3 separate regions of the Homo sapiens genome follow, and regions 1 and 2 are each linked to region 3. Evidence: chromatin contacts called from ENCODE Hi-C or POLR2A ChIA-PET data. All regions are on one chromosome and are shown on one strand. Each heading gives the region's core, a stretch centred on a gene start or an enhancer-like site at or near the end of the contact. The rest is flanking DNA. Distances are from core to core; before and after follow the strand shown. Region 1 has its middle 220 kb from the start of ACVR2A. Region 2 has its middle 460 kb from the start of LINC01911. Region 3 overlaps KIF5C (kinesin family member 5C).

Region 1 (2,700 bases), core at 85-2,584, 1.4 Mb after region 3:
ACAAAGAGCAAGCTTGCTGGAAAACTAATTAATTCAATAATTGGTGGCAAAGAAACTTGAAAGCTGGCCAGACCAGCAACCTGGTGTGATTTGTAGCAACAGAATAGAAAAATACCTGAGGAATGAGTTCCATGTTTATTTTTTGGGTACTATAATCATTGACAATAAGAGAAGGGGCCATTGAGAACAAACATTATGAATTCAATTTTTCTCATGTGTGGTGGGAGCTTTCTGTGTGGAGTGACCCCCGCATAAGACAGAGCACTCGGAAGTGTGTTGCTAGTAGAGTAGGAAGTAAGCAGAGTGTTATGGGAGAGAAAGACTGCATCAATCCGCAGATATTAGTGAAGAGGGTGTGATTTCTTAAGCAAACGGTGCAGAGAGAGCGCAGAAACCAGAGTCTGCAGATGGTGTGATAGTTAATTTTATGGGTCAACTTTACTGGACCATGGGGTGCCCTGATATTTGGTCAAACATTATTTCTGGGTGTATCTGTTGGGGTGCTTTGGATGAGATCCACATTTGAATCCATAGATTGAGCAAAGCAGATTTTCCTCCCTTATATGGGTGGGCCTCATCCAATCACATGAAGGCCCGAATAGAACAAAAAGGCTAAACCTCCCTTGAGTAAGGGGGGATGCCTCCCACCTCACTGCCTGAGCTGGAACATTGGTCTTTTCCCGCCTTCAGACTCAAACATTGGTTCTTCTTGGTTCTTCAGCTTGCAAGCTTTCTGACTGGAACTTATGCCATTGGCTACCCTGGTTCTCTAGTTTGCTGATTGCCAACTGCAAATCTTGGGGCATTTTAGCCTCTATAATCATATAAGTCAATTCGTTTTAAATCTCTCTCTCTCTTTTTCTATATGTATACACATATATATTCTATTTTATACACACATACATATGCATATATATAGTCTATTGGTTCTGTTTCTCTGGAGAACTCTCATTAATACAGTTGAAAATGGGGTTTTAGGACACATCCAAGATTTTGAAGGATAAGATTTTACCTGTGGGTGGTGGTTGTCAGTGGCAGGAAAAGAGGGCAATGAAAATCCAGTATTAGGTGAGAGAGACATACCAGGAAGATGGGAAAATGTAGACTTGTGGGCAGTGAAAGATTCCAGCTGTGTGCTCCATTCCACAGTCTGTAAGTGTAGAGATTATCACTACTGCATTTTGCCAATGGGAAAGGGAACTAATTAATTAGAGGAAAGGAGGATCTTACAGTATTGGGAAATTTTAAATTTCAATGGAGAAGTTGTCAGAATGTTTCAGAATGAGTCAGAAGGAGCTAAATATTTAGGGGTGCATGGTTTGTGAGCATATGATTCATAGGGGGAATTTTACGTGCTAAAAATATCATTGAGTAAGTGGGTTTTTCTGGTGGTTTTTTTTGGAGTTCAAATTTCCCTTATTAGCAACAAAGCTCTAATATGAAGTGATTATATACTTAGAAAACTATCTTTTAAAGATGAAACTCAAATAATTTTGTAGATGAATTTTAATATGGTAATTTCTTATAATGACCTTTCTTAAATGTACCTTGAGAACAAATATCAGCAGGTGTTGAATGGCTGGATGAAGAGCCTTGTGTCAAGTTCTGAGTAGAGGTTCAGAAAGGAATAAGCAAAGATAGAATCTTTATAATCAAAAGTCCAACTTTCAAGATGTATCAAAATACCTAAAGATTTCTATACCAATTATTCCTCTAAACTCTTTCTAGGGATCGAGCTTACAGTAATAATCCAGAATATGGAAAAAGTCACTGTACAAAGACATTAAGATATTATTAATAAATGTAAAATATAAAAAATTTTGAAAAATAAGAAGCAAGCATTATTCCCATGTCTTGAATAATGTTGAAATAAATTATAGCACACCCACTTAACAGAGTATGCTATTTATATACTATTATGCACCAATAAAATGTTGGCTATGAAGACTATATAATAAATATGGGAAAAGTGTATATATTTGTGTTAAATGGAAAGATTAAGATAATAGCATTTAATAATAAACTAACATTTATTTAGTACCTATTAGCTAATATCTCAATTTTACATTCTTTACATGTTTTAACTCATTTAATTATCACAATCGTACATGGTACGTATTATTATTACTCCCATTTTGCAAATGAAGGAACTGAGACAGAGGTTAAGTAATTTTCCAAGGTTACACAGCTGGAAGTAGAGCCCAGGATTGGAATGCAGGCCATCTGGCCCAGAGATGGGATATAAAATTATGTTTATTGTATGATTAAAACTATCTATTAGGATAAGGTGGAGAGAGAATGTATTGACTTTAAAAGGTGAAAACACTTTTTATATACAACCATATTTCTACAAAGCTGTTATCTTCTATGATGCTCTACTTACCCAGCCACTGAAATAAACATGATCTTGTCAGTCCTGAAAGTACTGAATGGATTGTGTGACTCCTTGGAGGAACATGGGCAGTTGTTTTCTTGGCATTTTAAGAGTGATCTGCAGTGGTCTTAAGTATAATTTACCATTTGTCTTCTCCCTTGTGAATCTGGTTGCACACAATTGGAAACCAGAGGAGGTGCCTGATATTGGCATGGATACACCCAAATAAAACTTTGCAAGTTGATACTACCCTTTGAGGACATTGTGGAGCCTACACTTCAGACTCACACAAGACCATTTTATAAGAATATTATATGACATTTAGT
Region 2 (2,700 bases), core at 40-2,539, 1.7 Mb after region 3:
AGGGTCAAAAGTGATATGACAACAATGTGCTTTTGAACCTGCAAAGTTCTTTAAATAAAAGGCAAAATCCTAATATAATCCTACAGCATTGACATAGGAGAAAATTACTATAATTATGCAAATTAAAATAAGTCAACAAGTTTCAGAACACAATGCACGATAAGTAATGTTTTTAAAAATAACAGTAACTGAGCCTGGTCATTTGCACTTAATAATAGGCTCAGGAGGGAGCCTAGTGTCTGAGAAGAAACAGCCGTGGTAATAGATATATTGTGGTTTTGATAGGTTCTCTCCTGTAGTTTTATTTCTGTATTTGCTTTAGATTATAGAAAGCTCCCAGAGTGCCCTGCTATTGAAATTCCCATCATTCCCAGGGCTTTAATTAAGTCATTGGATTTGACAGAACTTGAATTGAGGAGGCCTACCACTATGTCAGTTTATGCCAGGGTGATATTATCAGGGCCCTGGCAACTATGTGCTCAGGCTTTAACTTACGTATGGAGCTGTCTCGCTGTGAAACATAAGGCACACATGCCTCCATGTGATTTTAAAAGGCATTGAATATGGTCTACTATGGCAGTAAGGTCTTCAAAAAATCCAGAAGACAGGATGATACAAAGTGGATATTTTGGCATCATGGAGCAATGAGCTTTGAAATCAGAAGCACCCAGCCTTAAATCTCATACCTACCATTCATTAGTGGGGTCATCTCAGGAAGTGATCCAAATTTTCAGAGCCATGAATTTCTGTTTTGAAAAATGAGAATAATCCCAGCTATCATGGGAGTAATGTGAAAGTTAAATGTTAAAAGGTCAATAAGCCCTGAGCCTAGCAGGTATGTGGTAGGAGTTTAATAAATATTATTTCCTTTTTATTCACCTAATTTGAAATTAATCATTGCTTGTAGGAGTAGTCTTCCATTTCTTTCCACCTGTGAATCTTTGAGATATAGGTGTTATTTCTTGGTTTTAGAACAAATTTGGCCCTGAGAGCCCAAGGTCAAGGTTGGCTAGGGTTGTAACCATTTTCATTTAATTTTAGAAACAAATAAAATGCCATTTGCAGCATGTTGGCATTGTGGCTTCCCTCTCATGGCTCCATCCATCCCACATATACCTCGCTGAATAACAGGTGTCAGTGTTTTACCCCAGCAAAGCTGGAAGCAGCTGTAGCAACGTGCTAGTAGAATGGCAAATGTTGATCATGTATAGTGATTTGCGGTTTTTCTCTTTCTTTATGAAGCCTCTTGATGCAAACCAGCACCCATTTCCAGAGAAACAGGAAACACACCCATTTCACAATGAGTAATAGAACTTACTTTAGTCCAAACCAAATCTAAGACTAAAGTTTGGGTATACAGAAAGTGTTTGATTTAGCACATGTTGTTCACAGCACAAGCACTTTAAGATCAAAAGTTTCATTTCTTTCATATGTGTTACTTTTTTCTATGCAAGCACAAGACTTTTCCATGTGTTTCATTATTGTTCGGGGAAAAAAAATTAACATGCTGGATCAATGGAAACATTTGTCTACTAATAAGAAAATTAGAAAAGGAGTGAATAGGTCAGGCCTAGTTGGGCTATACACCCTCTACAAAGCCAGCAGACAAAGTTGCTCCCTTTCAGCCCCTAAGAAGAGTATCCAACCTTGTTGAACATTAAGCTTCTTCCTAGTATTTATTCATCTGGATAGAGGTACAATATCCTGACAGGTTAGAGCCAGTCCTGGCCAAAATTGGGATATAGAAAAGCTTGATCCTCTCAGGGTACTTTTCTCACATTGTGGCTTTCCTTTCTTTTTCCTGGCTACCCGGTCATGGAATTCTCTCCTTAGCAGGACCTGGACTCCTATTTTTCCTCTATCTTCCTCCTCTTATAAAAGTCTGATATCCGTCGTCATCAATGTTAATGACTGCCAAACTTCTTCTAGAGATATTTATATATGAACAGAGATAATTCTTTGAACATATTTCCTAAAGTTGGATCTTAAGTAACAAATATATGTGAATAAAATGTTTTTGGGCAGAGACCCACCCTTTCTCCATTATTCAAATTATATCACATGAAATAATAAGATGCCACAGAAAAATGGGGACAGGAGCTAGTTCTTTTATGAACTTGCACTTAAATTGCGTCATGTTAAACTATGATGTATGTTCAGTTAAAAGATCATTAAAGTAGATCCTAAAGTGCATGATGTATTAGCTTATGGTAGAACAACACTCCCACTGAGAACAATAGAAAAATGGGACAAAATATAAAAAGGATGTATTTGAAGAATTTGGTGAACAGTTGAGGTAACTTAGGGGCCAAGTTACTAGAAAAGAAGGTAATTATTGAGAGATGAGTTGATATTTTGTGAGCTGCTTTCCTTCCAGAGATATTTATCATTCTTGGCCAGTGGAGAGAGTCTAAAAATCCTAGAGGGGTTTGCAGCTAAGAGGCAGAGAAGCCAGCAGAACTTCTGATAAATCCACAATGCAAAGAAAACAATTAAAGCTCAGGGTTATGAAGGCTCCTAGGACTTGAGAGACCAAGATGCTGGAGAGAGGGGAGATGCTCGAGGGGCCAAGATGCTAGAGATACCCAACCTTTACAGATCTTCCCTTGAGTTTTTGTGGAATTCTTAAGTTGGGCAGAGGAGGAAGTTAAGAAGCAAACCAGAAAGTCACACTCTGACAAGCGAGTGGGGCATCTTTGG
Region 3 (2,700 bases), core at 138-2,637:
GGTACTCTAGGGGATGGGGACAGGGATGACAAGAGGGAGGTAGAGCCTTATCCTTAAGAAATACATGGAATTACCTGGTACTGGAAATACAACAGCCACTAAGAAAAGCCCAACTTCTCTTTTGATTAAAAAAAAAAAAAAAAAAAGCCCTCTGTAACCTGACACATTATGCATTATGCTTTCTGTTTTGCCTCTAGAAGGCTTATATCAACATTTGGTGCTCAACTGTGGTAATATCTCAGATTCCCGCTACCATGCTCTTTTTTTTCTTCACTCTTCTGATTTATATGTTATAATATTGTAAGCAACCTCACATATTTTGCATAAATCAGCAGGATGTAAGTTACATATAAATAGAAAAATTCTCAGTCTAGAAAGGGGTTATTAAAGCAGATACAAGCAAAGTGGGTGAAAAAGGGAGAAGAAATACGGAACAGAAACTGAATAGAAAAAAAAAAACAGAACAACACATTCTTTTTAAAAATACCACCTCTTGGCCAAGTGCAGTGGCTGATGCCTATAATCCCAGCACTTTGGTTTGGGAGGCCAACGCGGGTGGATCACTCGAGGTCAGGAGTTTGAAACCAGCCCAGCCAACATGGTGAAACCCCATCTCTACTAAAAATACAAAAATTAGCCCGGCATGGTGGCTTGTATGTGTAGTCCCAGCTACTTGGGAGGCTGAAACAGGAGAATCGCTTGAACCTGGGAAGCAGAGGTTGCAGTGAGCCGAGATCATGCTGCTGCACTCCAGCCTGGGTGACAGAGTGAGACTCAGTCTCAAAAAAACAAAAACAAAAACAAAACCACCTCTTCACTGACAAGAAAAAATATTCACAGAACTCATTTGGTATAATCACCCACAGTGGCAAAGCTACACAACTAAGAAGGGCTTAAACAACCCTAGAGGGTGATATTTCTGTCATTTTTAGAAGTCACAGAGAGTAAGATGTCTTTGGGAAGAACATGGCCTTTCTGGTGAAATTTTGGGCTTATTGCCAGAATTAGAAGTGAAAAACCTAAAAGCATGGTCATAGTTGTTATTTAAAATGCATTCTGAGCTGAAAACCAATAGGAGTGCCTGCCTGAATGCCACCACTGAAACTGCCATTTCACTTTCTCACAGGTTCATTTCTCCACGCACGCTATCCCCCTGGTCAGATAAGATCCCCTTGGTCGGATGAGATGGCCGTTCTGCGTGCCTGGAGGCAGAGAGGTGCCAGCACATACCTTGGATTGTGGGATTATGGCCTGACGCAATGTTTGCAGCCAAACCGTGTTGACACAGCAAGCACTAGACACAAATGCAATGGGGCGGCCTCAATAACTCCAGCAGACCATAAAGTGACACAATTTCCCCCTGGAAGGCCTCTCAGTCAAAGCCCCCGATCCCCGCTGGGCAAGATTCAGCAGGTTTTGGCTCATAGTTTGGAAGAAACACGGGGCCACAAAGGAGGCCCCACCTGCTTAGTTTAGTCACCTCAAGGAGAGTGAGAAAGGAGAGGAAAAGCACAGGAACTCTGCCAATGAAGGGTCCTTTCTTTACTAGGATGCAGCGTTCCTCTTCATCCCCAGTTAAGGATCTCTACAGGCCTGTCTGCTGAGAAGTCTTTCCAGCAGGCCCAAGAAACATGGATTCCAGCAGGATGCTCTCATCCATCCTTCCCACTATCTGGATCTTCATATCCTTAGATAAATTCATGGGAGAAAATAGATATAAATTTTAAAGGTAAATGGTTTTGCCCTGAGATAAAGCATTTCTGTCTGTTCTAATCCCAGAGAGACTGAGGAGTCTGGAGAATCTTTAAAACCCAGTCCTGTTGACTCTCTTCCAAGTAGCCACTCACTCACTTAGAGGCAGGGGACTGGACCAACTGACCTGCTCTAGGACTTCCCCTGGCACTCTGCCAAACTGGAGATGGTAATTCAAAGTGGCAACGTGTGACCAGATTTAGGAGGAAATAAAATCACCTTTCTTTAGAAGGGGTGGGGAAAGCTAATGAAGGAAGTTAATTATACAAGGGTTTTGCAAGAAGTATTTAGAGACCGTTTTCACACCCAACTTGGGCTTTTGCAATTGCTTGCAGTGGATTTAAGCTTAATCCAAACAGTACATAGTTTTAGTTTTTCTTTTGCCTTTTTATAATTCAATCCCCACATTATAAGAATTACCAATTGTACTCTACTTATCACTGCTGAATAGAAGTGGATTTATCTCATTGGAGCTTTGGTACAATCTGCTGTGGAGGAACAATTTTAGTTGCTCTGAATTTATGACTCTGAGAACCATGAAGCTGAGGAGTATTAAAGTGGAGGAGCCTACTGTGCTGTAGATGGAATCAGGAATTCTTGCCTCCGGGTGCTCCACAATTCCCTTCTTTGGGTTGAGATTGCCAGTTTCAAAGTCCTCTGCCATAGCAGCACCTACCTACAGTTATTTCTGTCCTCTCTCCCTGCAGTCCCACCTCAGCTGTCTTTTCAGGTCTGTCCCCATGACCACTTTAACATTAGCTAACATGCACGGGGGCCTAATTTTTGCCAGGTATTCTTCTAAGACTTTTTTCTCTCTTCTTTCACATTCTCTCATTCAATCCCAGACAAGCCTGTGATACGGGCACTATGATCCCAACTTCCCCATTCCACAGTTTTCTTAGCTGTCCAATGGCCAAGAATCTTGTCTGGTGTGACAAAGGGGGATTA

What was found. A loop is a pair of places that touch in the nucleus more often than their neighbours do. ChIA-PET counts read pairs that join two places held with the same protein, here RNA polymerase II (POLR2A). Pooled maps may share reads with other maps.
Region 1: a loop to region 3 is called in a pooled map, with 5 times the contacts of the local background. The contact joins two enhancer-like sites. A Hi-C loop is called at or near these places in 5 of 37 single-sample maps with no recorded cell type and 4 of 50 pooled maps. POLR2A ChIA-PET finds 5 or more read pairs at or near these places in 1 of 52 experiments (activated B cell).
Region 2: a loop to region 3 is called in a map with no recorded cell type, with 7 times the contacts of the local background. The contact joins two enhancer-like sites. A Hi-C loop is called at or near these places in 3 of 37 single-sample maps with no recorded cell type and 2 of 50 pooled maps.

The regions. Positions count from the first base shown.
Region 1 is chr2:147,627,710-147,630,409 of GRCh38, reverse strand. No RefSeq gene overlaps it. Among named protein-coding and RNA genes, the nearest start is that of ACVR2A, 220 kb to the left of the region's middle. Within about 2 kb of position 1,334, at least 2 of the 41 ENCODE cell types and tissues checked have a DNase peak (open chromatin) inside an H3K27ac peak, as active enhancers do.
Region 2 is chr2:147,296,545-147,299,244 of GRCh38, reverse strand. No RefSeq gene overlaps it. Among named protein-coding and RNA genes, the nearest start is that of LINC01911, 460 kb to the right of the region's middle. RefSeq lists an enhancer at 1,462-1,571. Within about 2 kb of position 1,289, at least 2 of the 41 ENCODE cell types and tissues checked have a DNase peak (open chromatin) inside an H3K27ac peak, as active enhancers do.
Region 3 is chr2:149,019,163-149,021,862 of GRCh38, reverse strand. The region is part of intron 25 of KIF5C (kinesin family member 5C); the gene reads right to left. Among named protein-coding and RNA genes, the nearest start is that of LYPD6B, 18 kb to the left of the region's middle. Within about 2 kb of position 1,387, at least 5 of the 41 ENCODE cell types and tissues checked have a DNase peak (open chromatin) inside an H3K27ac peak, as active enhancers do.